Linked DNA regions of Mus musculus: all the other regions are linked to region 3. The links are chromatin loops, found by intact Hi-C in ENCODE. Cell type or tissue: left cerebral cortex. All regions are shown on one strand.

Evidence for each region. A loop is a pair of places that touch in the nucleus more often than their neighbours do. Peaks named below come from ENCODE experiments on the same cell type or tissue, not always from the same donor. Only the 100,000 strongest peaks of a DNase experiment are listed, where the experiment ranks them.
Region 1: a loop joins it to region 3, with 5 times the contacts of the local background. A loop is called at or near these places in 12 of 42 quality-filtered maps.
Region 2: a loop joins it to region 3, with 3 times the contacts of the local background. A loop is called at or near these places in 28 of 42 quality-filtered maps.

Annotation. Positions count from the first base shown.
Region 1 is chr15:75,615,558-75,618,057 of GRCm38, reverse strand. It overlaps Zfp41 (zinc finger protein 41), which reads right to left and starts at 1,374. Exons shown (of 3, transcript NM_001044718.2): 1 at 1,238-1,374; 2 at 1-14. In left cerebral cortex, a CTCF peak has its summit at 1,412; DNase peaks (open chromatin) are centred at 1,504, 2,172 and 2,447; H3K4me3 peaks cover 2,113 bases; H3K27ac peaks cover 1,388 bases.
Region 2 is chr15:75,659,089-75,661,588 of GRCm38, reverse strand. The region is part of intron 12 of Top1mt (DNA topoisomerase 1, mitochondrial); the gene reads left to right. Among named protein-coding and RNA genes, the nearest start is that of Top1mt, 18 kb to the left of the region's middle. In left cerebral cortex, a CTCF peak has its summit at 1,178 (motif pointing right); DNase peaks (open chromatin) are centred at 245 and 1,206.
Region 3 is chr15:75,547,603-75,550,102 of GRCm38, reverse strand. No RefSeq gene overlaps it. Among named protein-coding and RNA genes, the nearest start is that of Ly6h, 18 kb to the left of the region's middle. In left cerebral cortex, CTCF peaks have their summits at 1,047 (motif pointing left) and 1,972 (motif pointing right); DNase peaks (open chromatin) are centred at 570, 1,040 and 1,665; H3K27ac peaks cover 726 bases.

The DNA of each region.
Region 1 (2,500 bases), 68 kb before region 3:
CGGTCGTCTTGCTTCTGGAGGCAAAAGCATGAACAACAGGTCAGAGGCAGCTCTTAGCTCTCTGCAGCTCCACTGTCTTTCCAGCTGCTCACATGATGAGCCCCTCAGACTAAAGTGGACTCCCCAGAGCTCTAGCCCCAGGCCTATAAGCTGAGCTCAGAGCCTCTGGTCCACTGTATGCTCATCTCTTTGAGTGACTCTCTCACTCAGCCACAGACACTCCTGGGCCTGAAGACAAGATTTTCACTCATCCCAGAGAAAGCCATAGCCATCATGGACCGATGGCCATTTTCCACCTCCCCAAACAGAACCTTCCCCGTTCTTCCTTATCCTCTCTACCCGCCCACATTGGGACTGTGCAAACACCCTGGAGTAGGAAGTAACTCTACCATACAACAGCCTGGTTCTGAGCCTGGAAAACTCAGGGCTCTCCTCATAATCCACAGCAAACCCCATCAGACCCCCAAAGGATGCCTCTTGTATTGATGAGGCTCTCTCTATGTGACCCCTCTTTATCTCTAAACCTGCACCATCCCCTTTACTCCCAGAGGCCCAAAGGGGTGGGCTCTGCTGGCAGTTCCATCTAGAGCACCCACACTTTCCCAAAAACACTTTGGGAACACACTGTATTTTGTTCTAAGCATTTGACAAATACCCACATATCTAACCCAGCAGATAAAATTCTTATCCGGATTCAGAGTCCAAGATCCAGGCGGCTAGGTGACTGTTTGCTCTATGTCAGCATCTGAAAGTGTTTGTCTTTTGTGGGACAGCTCAGGAGACACCTGAGAGTCCCTGTCTGCAGCATCACTCAGTACCAATTCAAACACCATCACTCTGGTGAGAGGAATGACAAGCGGGACCCAGGTGTCTGTGTCTGCTCACCAAGGACCATCCTCACTGAAAACTTAAATAGTCATTAAAACCAGAGAAGACCCCAGCGACTTAGCTTATTGCCCCCTCTCTTCACAGGCCTGTGCACAGGAGTAGGTGCGAGTGATTCAGGCAACTTAGTTGAATTCCGCTGACCTAGGGACTCAGGTCCATCAAGGAGCTGCTGGAGCCGGCAGGATAAGGCGCTCAATGCATCCAGCAACAAGGGGCTTCGCTAGGTAGCCCGGCCCACCTTCCCCGCCTCCAAGGACCTCTGCAACACCGCCGAGGTGGTCCACAGAGAAACGACTCAGAAGCCGGCCTTCGCCCGGTCGGGGCTACCGTGCACACACGCAGAGAGTACCTGATGGGTGCCGAGCACAGACGCCGGCGGAACGTGGCCGTAAGCAGGCTGACCGGCGGGCGGGCGACCGTTAACAATGCCCACTTGAGCCCGCCACTCCCGCGCCTAAAGGCGCCCGCCCCTCTGGTGCCGCTCTACCTTCCCCGGCCTCTCGGTGGTGCTGCCGCGCACCCTAAGCCCCGCCCACCGCTCGAAACCCACTCCAGTGCCGCTCTAGGACCCTTGCCGGGTTCTCGGTGGTACCGCCGCAAGCTCCGGAGCCCCGCCTGCTCGTTCACGCCCTTCTGGTGTCGCTCTAGGAGCAGCCGCCCGGCCTCTCTGTGATCCCGTGCTGCGGCCGTAGGCCCGCCTACCTCTCCCCGCCCCTTCGGGTCGGCTCTAGGAGACACTGCCCTCGCTCCTTGTGATGCTGTGGCTGCGGGCTCGAGCTTCGCTTGAGAGGATGCTAAGCAGGCGTCTGTGCCTGTGCAAGCTTCTGGGCTGCGGGCGGCGCCTTTCTCCCGGCGTGCGCCTCTTCTCAGGACTCCAAGCCTTCTTCTGCAGGCTTCGTGTTATTTCTCAGTCATCGGGTTTGCCATCTGTGGCACGCCGGGATGGCGGACCCAGTAGTGCACGGCCTGTAGCCCCCTGGAATCATCCGACCCCGCCCCTCCTTTCCGGCAAAGCCAGGGTCCCCTGCTCTGTCCTTAACGCGGGCCTTTACAGATATTTAAATCTAGTCACTTCTTGTGCTCTTTCGACTTTCTGGGTATATTCTCCACTATTATATTTGGTTAGGCTGGCTTAGAACTAGCAATCTCTTGCCTCGGTCGAGTCCTGGGACGATAGGTGTGGCCCACGGCGCTTGGAGAATGAAGTTATGAGAAACGAATCGAGAGCTGTTGTGTGCTTGGTGAAGTCTCCCTGGGGGCGCCATTTTACATGACTAGTACACAGTGTTAGTGCCTCCTGTGCTGCAGAAGCCTGTATCAAACCTCTAACAGACCCTTTCTTTAAGTGTCGTCTCCACCTCATCCGTTTAGATTCAACGCCAACATGCTAGATAAATGTAATTGTCCAGCGTGCAACTTGGCGGAGCTTGCCGATTATCATTCAGGCATCGCTGTCTAGATTCACAAGAGTGGCTGTGTATTGAATGGTGGTTCATTCAGCCTCCTGAACAGCTGCCTCTGCGCTGTGTGCATCACAGCTTTGGGATCCTTTGTCCACTGAAGGACGTGTTTACAAGGTTGTTGGGAAGCAGCGCCCCCCCCCCCGCCCTCC
Region 2 (2,500 bases), 110 kb before region 3:
TCCCATCTAGAGGCCACATCTGGACAGGAACGTTTTCACAGATGGGGCTTTAAACTCACATGCAGGCTGTGTCCTGGGGAAGAGGGCTCATGTGCCCTGTCCAGGAGTTCCTCCTGCTCACTTAGGCAGTAGCCAGCCCCATTTGGAGCAGACTGTGTCTGACAGCCACACTGCCTCCCCAGGGGAAGGCAGGATGTAATCAGGCTCTTTGTCAGAGGCTGCAAACTGCTCGTGCAGGAGGCTGACATCAGCATCGAGTCCTCCAGGGCTGAGTCCCATCTGGTGGGCCTTGTGCTGAGGCAGCAGTTACAGGATCCATGGGCTAGGAATGGACACAGGCTGCCACTCCTGATTTCCCATGGTGGCCAGTGTTAGGCTCCCAGCAGACAGGCAGCAGAGGCGCTCAGCTTAGGACTCCAGAGTGCCCAAAGTTGGTAGAGCTGCTGTGGCAGGCAATGCCAGGTTTAGGTCAGGACCAGGACCAACTGGGAGATCTGTGAACTCAGGACCCCAGAGAGGTGGTCTGGAGCTGAGTCCAGTCCTGAGCCTTTGCACCTCAACATGTTAGAGTCAGAAAAGGGGTATCAGTCCAGAGTCCCCGGCCTTTGGGTGCCAGGTGGCCCAGCCCCAGAGCTCACTAGCAACCTGACTCTACCTCTGAGCTCTGAGCGGATCCTCCTCTAGTCTGTTTCCTCCCAAGGCTTCCAGGAGGCAAAACCGTGGTCAGGATACTTAGGAAGACTTTTCAAACCTTAACACTCAGGGTTTCAGTTCCAACACTCCCACCGGCTACAGAAACATCTGTGGCCTTTAACACTGCCCCAGCCCCATCCCTGCACCTTTTATGGCGCTGAGCCCTCTGTGCTTATGACGGTGAAGACTAAGTGTTACACAGTGCACCAGTTTCACTCGTGTGCTTAGATGTAGAGTCTTTCATCTCTCCTTTTATTTGTTGGTTTTTTATTTTGGGCGGGGGCTTTGAACTCACAGAGATCTGATGCCTCTGCCTCTTGAGTGCTGGCGTGAAAGGTATGTGCCACCACACCTAGTCCCTTCCTGCCCCCAGGTGATTTTGACATCTTACCCTATCATTTTTAAAAATTATATATTTATTTTTATGCGTATGGAAGTTTTGATTGCATGTATGCATGTGTACAGAATGCCCAAGGGGACCAGCAGGGGGCATCAGCTCCTCGGGGACTGGAGTCACAGATGGTTGTGAGCTGCCTTGTGTTGTCTGGAATCAAGTCTGAGTCTCTGGAAGAGCAGCCCGTGCTCATCTTCTCTGCTGCTTCCTTACCACTGAGATGTTGCTTTGAGTCCAGGCTCCAGGGGCACAGAGGAGTGTTGGCCACCACGCTCTGACCTTTCTTTTGCTATAGGACTTCCATTGTGTTTCAGAGTCACCCCTGTGTATCCCCAGGGGCACATCTGGGTTGATGCCCGAGGGTGTAGCATATGCTGGGAGCTGAGCATGCAGCAAAGGAGGCAGGATCAGTGAAGGGAAATTTTCACAAGGGAAGAAAACATCTGTGTACTCAGGCTCCTTCTTGATTTGCTCCCTTTATTCTTGGCACCACAAACGGGATGACATTCGAGGGACCACATATGCAAGACACCCGTCTATCTGGAAAGTTTCTGAGCCCTTTCCCATGAGCCAAGACCCAGACTTTAAGAAGGAAATCCAGGCTCAGCATGAACTATGTTGTCTGTCTGTGGAACATATTGAGCCTAATGAGCAAGAATAGCAGGAACCCTCGTGAAATACTAATTCCAGGCACCACCCATAGGCCAGCCTGTCCTGTGGGCTGTCCTGTGGGTAGCTAGCCAAGCCTAGCTCTGGTGACTTGCCCCACCCTGGGTGACCACCTAACTTACGGCAATGCAGCTGCTGGTGGTCTGTTGGCCTCGTTTCCTGCTCTCAATGGTTGCTTCTGCCACAGTGTGTGCAGGTGGATAGTCACACCACCCGTGCACATGGAGTTGCTCAGTTATTCTTGTTTGGCATGGGGATCTTCCGCTTCCTTTTTTTGACTTGGCTAGACCAGAGCAGCGTTAACAGTCTGTGGTGTCACTGTGTCTTGCATCCAACCTGAGAGACAGAGCTTTTGGTCTCAGTCGTCAGCATGGTGGTCACTGTGTGCTTGCATGGATACTTCTCCCGGGATTTGCAGGGTTGTGTGTGCACACGTGTGACCATGATGGGTGCTGGGGACTGTCAGGTGTCCTTTCTGAGATGACGGTGGGGTTTGTCCGCCTGTTCCAGTTGCATGCCCATGGCTGTGATCTCTGCCCTTTATCTCATGCAGAATTGGGCTTCCGTTCCTTTGCAGCTTCTCTTCTGTTTCCAGAGGGTGGGATGCCTTTGTCTGGTTTGATCAGAGTAATGCTGGCTCCAGAAAATGAGTTGGGACGTGTTTCCCTCCTCTATTGGAGACCTGGTGCTGGTGGCTCTGTAGGCATTTGGTGGAGGGCTCCGCGGTGCCCTTACGGGGGCTTT
Region 3 (2,500 bases):
TAAACTCCTTCATCCCTATGCTTCTTTGGACTATGGTGTTTTATCAAAGCAACTCTTTCTCTCCTAAGTCGCTTTGTTGTTTTTTGTTTGTTTGTTCTGTTTTTTTTTTTTTTTAATCACAGCAACAGAAACAAAACTAGGTGAGGGACTGGGGCAGTGAGGCCACTTAGACCCTTGTGTTCAAGGCCACTAAGGCTCTAGATTGGAGAGGGACATGAGGACGACAGAGGGTTCTTGGATGCAGATGCCAGCTTCCTGGGAGGGTGGGCTCTGGGGAAGGTTGGAAGGTGCCCTAGCTATGGGCTAGACCTGGGCATGCCTGGTCACTATCTTGGCCCAGGGAACCTCAACCAACTCTGGCATATCTGAGTGATAAGGACAGGAGTGGGCTGCTGGTTTAAGCCCCAACAAGGTAAGGTATTCAGCTCGAGCTTTGCCTGCCCTTTTCTAGACATTCTTTTTTGTTCCACGTGTTTGTTTCAGGTGCTGCTTGGCACTGAGTTCCACACCGGTTTCCCTGGAGACGCTCACCAAGATGTTGCTGTCTTTTGGCAGGGATGGCTTTCTCCTGGCTCCCTCTTCCCAGTGAGCAGTGTGCTGAGGGGGTTTGTTCAGTAGCATCTGGGTTGCTTCTTGATTGTGCAGATGACTTTCAGGTGGCACTGTGTAGACACCTCCTGTGTGTTGTTATGGTGCTCTGGACGCTCGCACCTACCCACCCCCTGGGAGAACATGCTCAGCACAGCTGGCTGAGGTGGAAAAGTCAGGTTTCCCCCTTTTTGTTTTGAGACTTGCACTATTAGAAACCAGCCAGGGGTCACTTTGATCAGCGATGCCCTGCTGAAACACACACAGCAAAACACACAAATAATTTCCTAATCTCACTCTTACTATTGGCCTTTAAGAAAACCAGATTGTCCAATAACCCTGGGAGAAGGGAGGACAACAGCCCTCTCCTGGAGGTGTTGAAGGTGACCTATTTCACTAGTGGTGGTGGGGGCCCCTATGTCTGCTGAGCCATCTCCTGGAGGAGTGGGCCCTCTGGTGTCCATATGAGGGATGGCAAGTGATCTTCTTTAGCCACTGCATGGCTATGAGCAGTCTGCCCCATTAGGAAGCACAGACGTAGCACTACTTCCTGCTCTGCTTCTTGCTCAAGTTCAGCCTTACATGAGGGGTTAGGTAGAGACTCAAAGCCCCCAGGAATATCTGAAGGCTTCTGTGGGTGTACCTCAGGTGGCTCACCAATGCTACCAAGCCACTAAGTTGTGTACACTCATGTGAGGCTGCTCTAGAGTTCCTTCCATATGTGTTATCCTCTTGGCATATTTGTTGGCTCACATCTGACCTGGAGCAGGCTGCAAGATGTCCATCACATGTGGACATTAGCACAGACAGAGTCTTGAGCCAGAGCTAGACCATGACACTCCCCTCATGGGCTCTTCAGCATTGAACCAGCACTTCTCTCGAGAAACAATGGGGTGATAAAGACAGCATTGCAACATCCTCTGAGCAGTGGCTCCAGGTGCTCAGTGAAGAGAGTTGCTAGGGTGCCATTCACTGATTCTGGGATTATCCAGGTAAGCCCCTCTTGGCTGGGAAGCCAGGTCTGCAGTTTCTCCACTACTGGTCCTTGGTGAGCCTGGGATCGGGGAAGGAGGACTGGAGAGTTACACTCTTGCCCTGGGGATCTCAGAGCTCTGAAACATCCCTTCTGTTGGCACAATTCCCCTTGGGGCTTGTCTCACTTGGATCTCTAAAGAGCATCCATTCCAGTTCTTCCATTTTACACCACCCCCCATCACAGGACTCACAGGCAAAGAGACACTGAGTGGTTCTGCTGCCTGGCAACAGCCACAGAGTCAAGTCTCAGACAAGAACAGCTAGCTCTTCAGGAGCCTTTCTTAAAAAATTTTATTTAATTAATTATTTATTTATTCATGTAATGTATATGAGTACACTGTAGCTGTCTTCAGACACACCAGAAGAGGGCGTCAGATCTTGTTACAGATGGTTGTGAGCCACCATGTGGTTGCTGGGATTTGTACTCCAGACCTTTGGAAGAGCAGTCGGGTGCTCTTACCCACTGAGCCATCTCACCAGCCCCATCTCTCCACCTGTAATAAGGAGCACGGAGTCCCAACACTGCCAGCTGGTCACATAGGCCATGTTGGCTGGTGGCACAAGTGTGAAGGCATAGATCTCCACCCCCATGAAGCCCTCCAATTGAACTTGTCTCTTTCTCTCTAATGTCAGGATTTTGGTCAACTGTCATGATGCTGGGCATTTATACTGACTGCACTTGGAAGTCTGAAGCAGGAAGATTAGGAGTTTGAGACCAGCTTGGCTATATGGCAAGACTCTGTATCAAAAACAAAACAATAAAACAAAACTAAGACCAAGTAAACAAAAGGCCAAGGGCCAGGGCTGGAGTGGTAGATCTGTGGTTAAGAGCCCTGGCTGCTCTTCCAGCAGACCTAGCTTCTAGTTCCAGAACCCA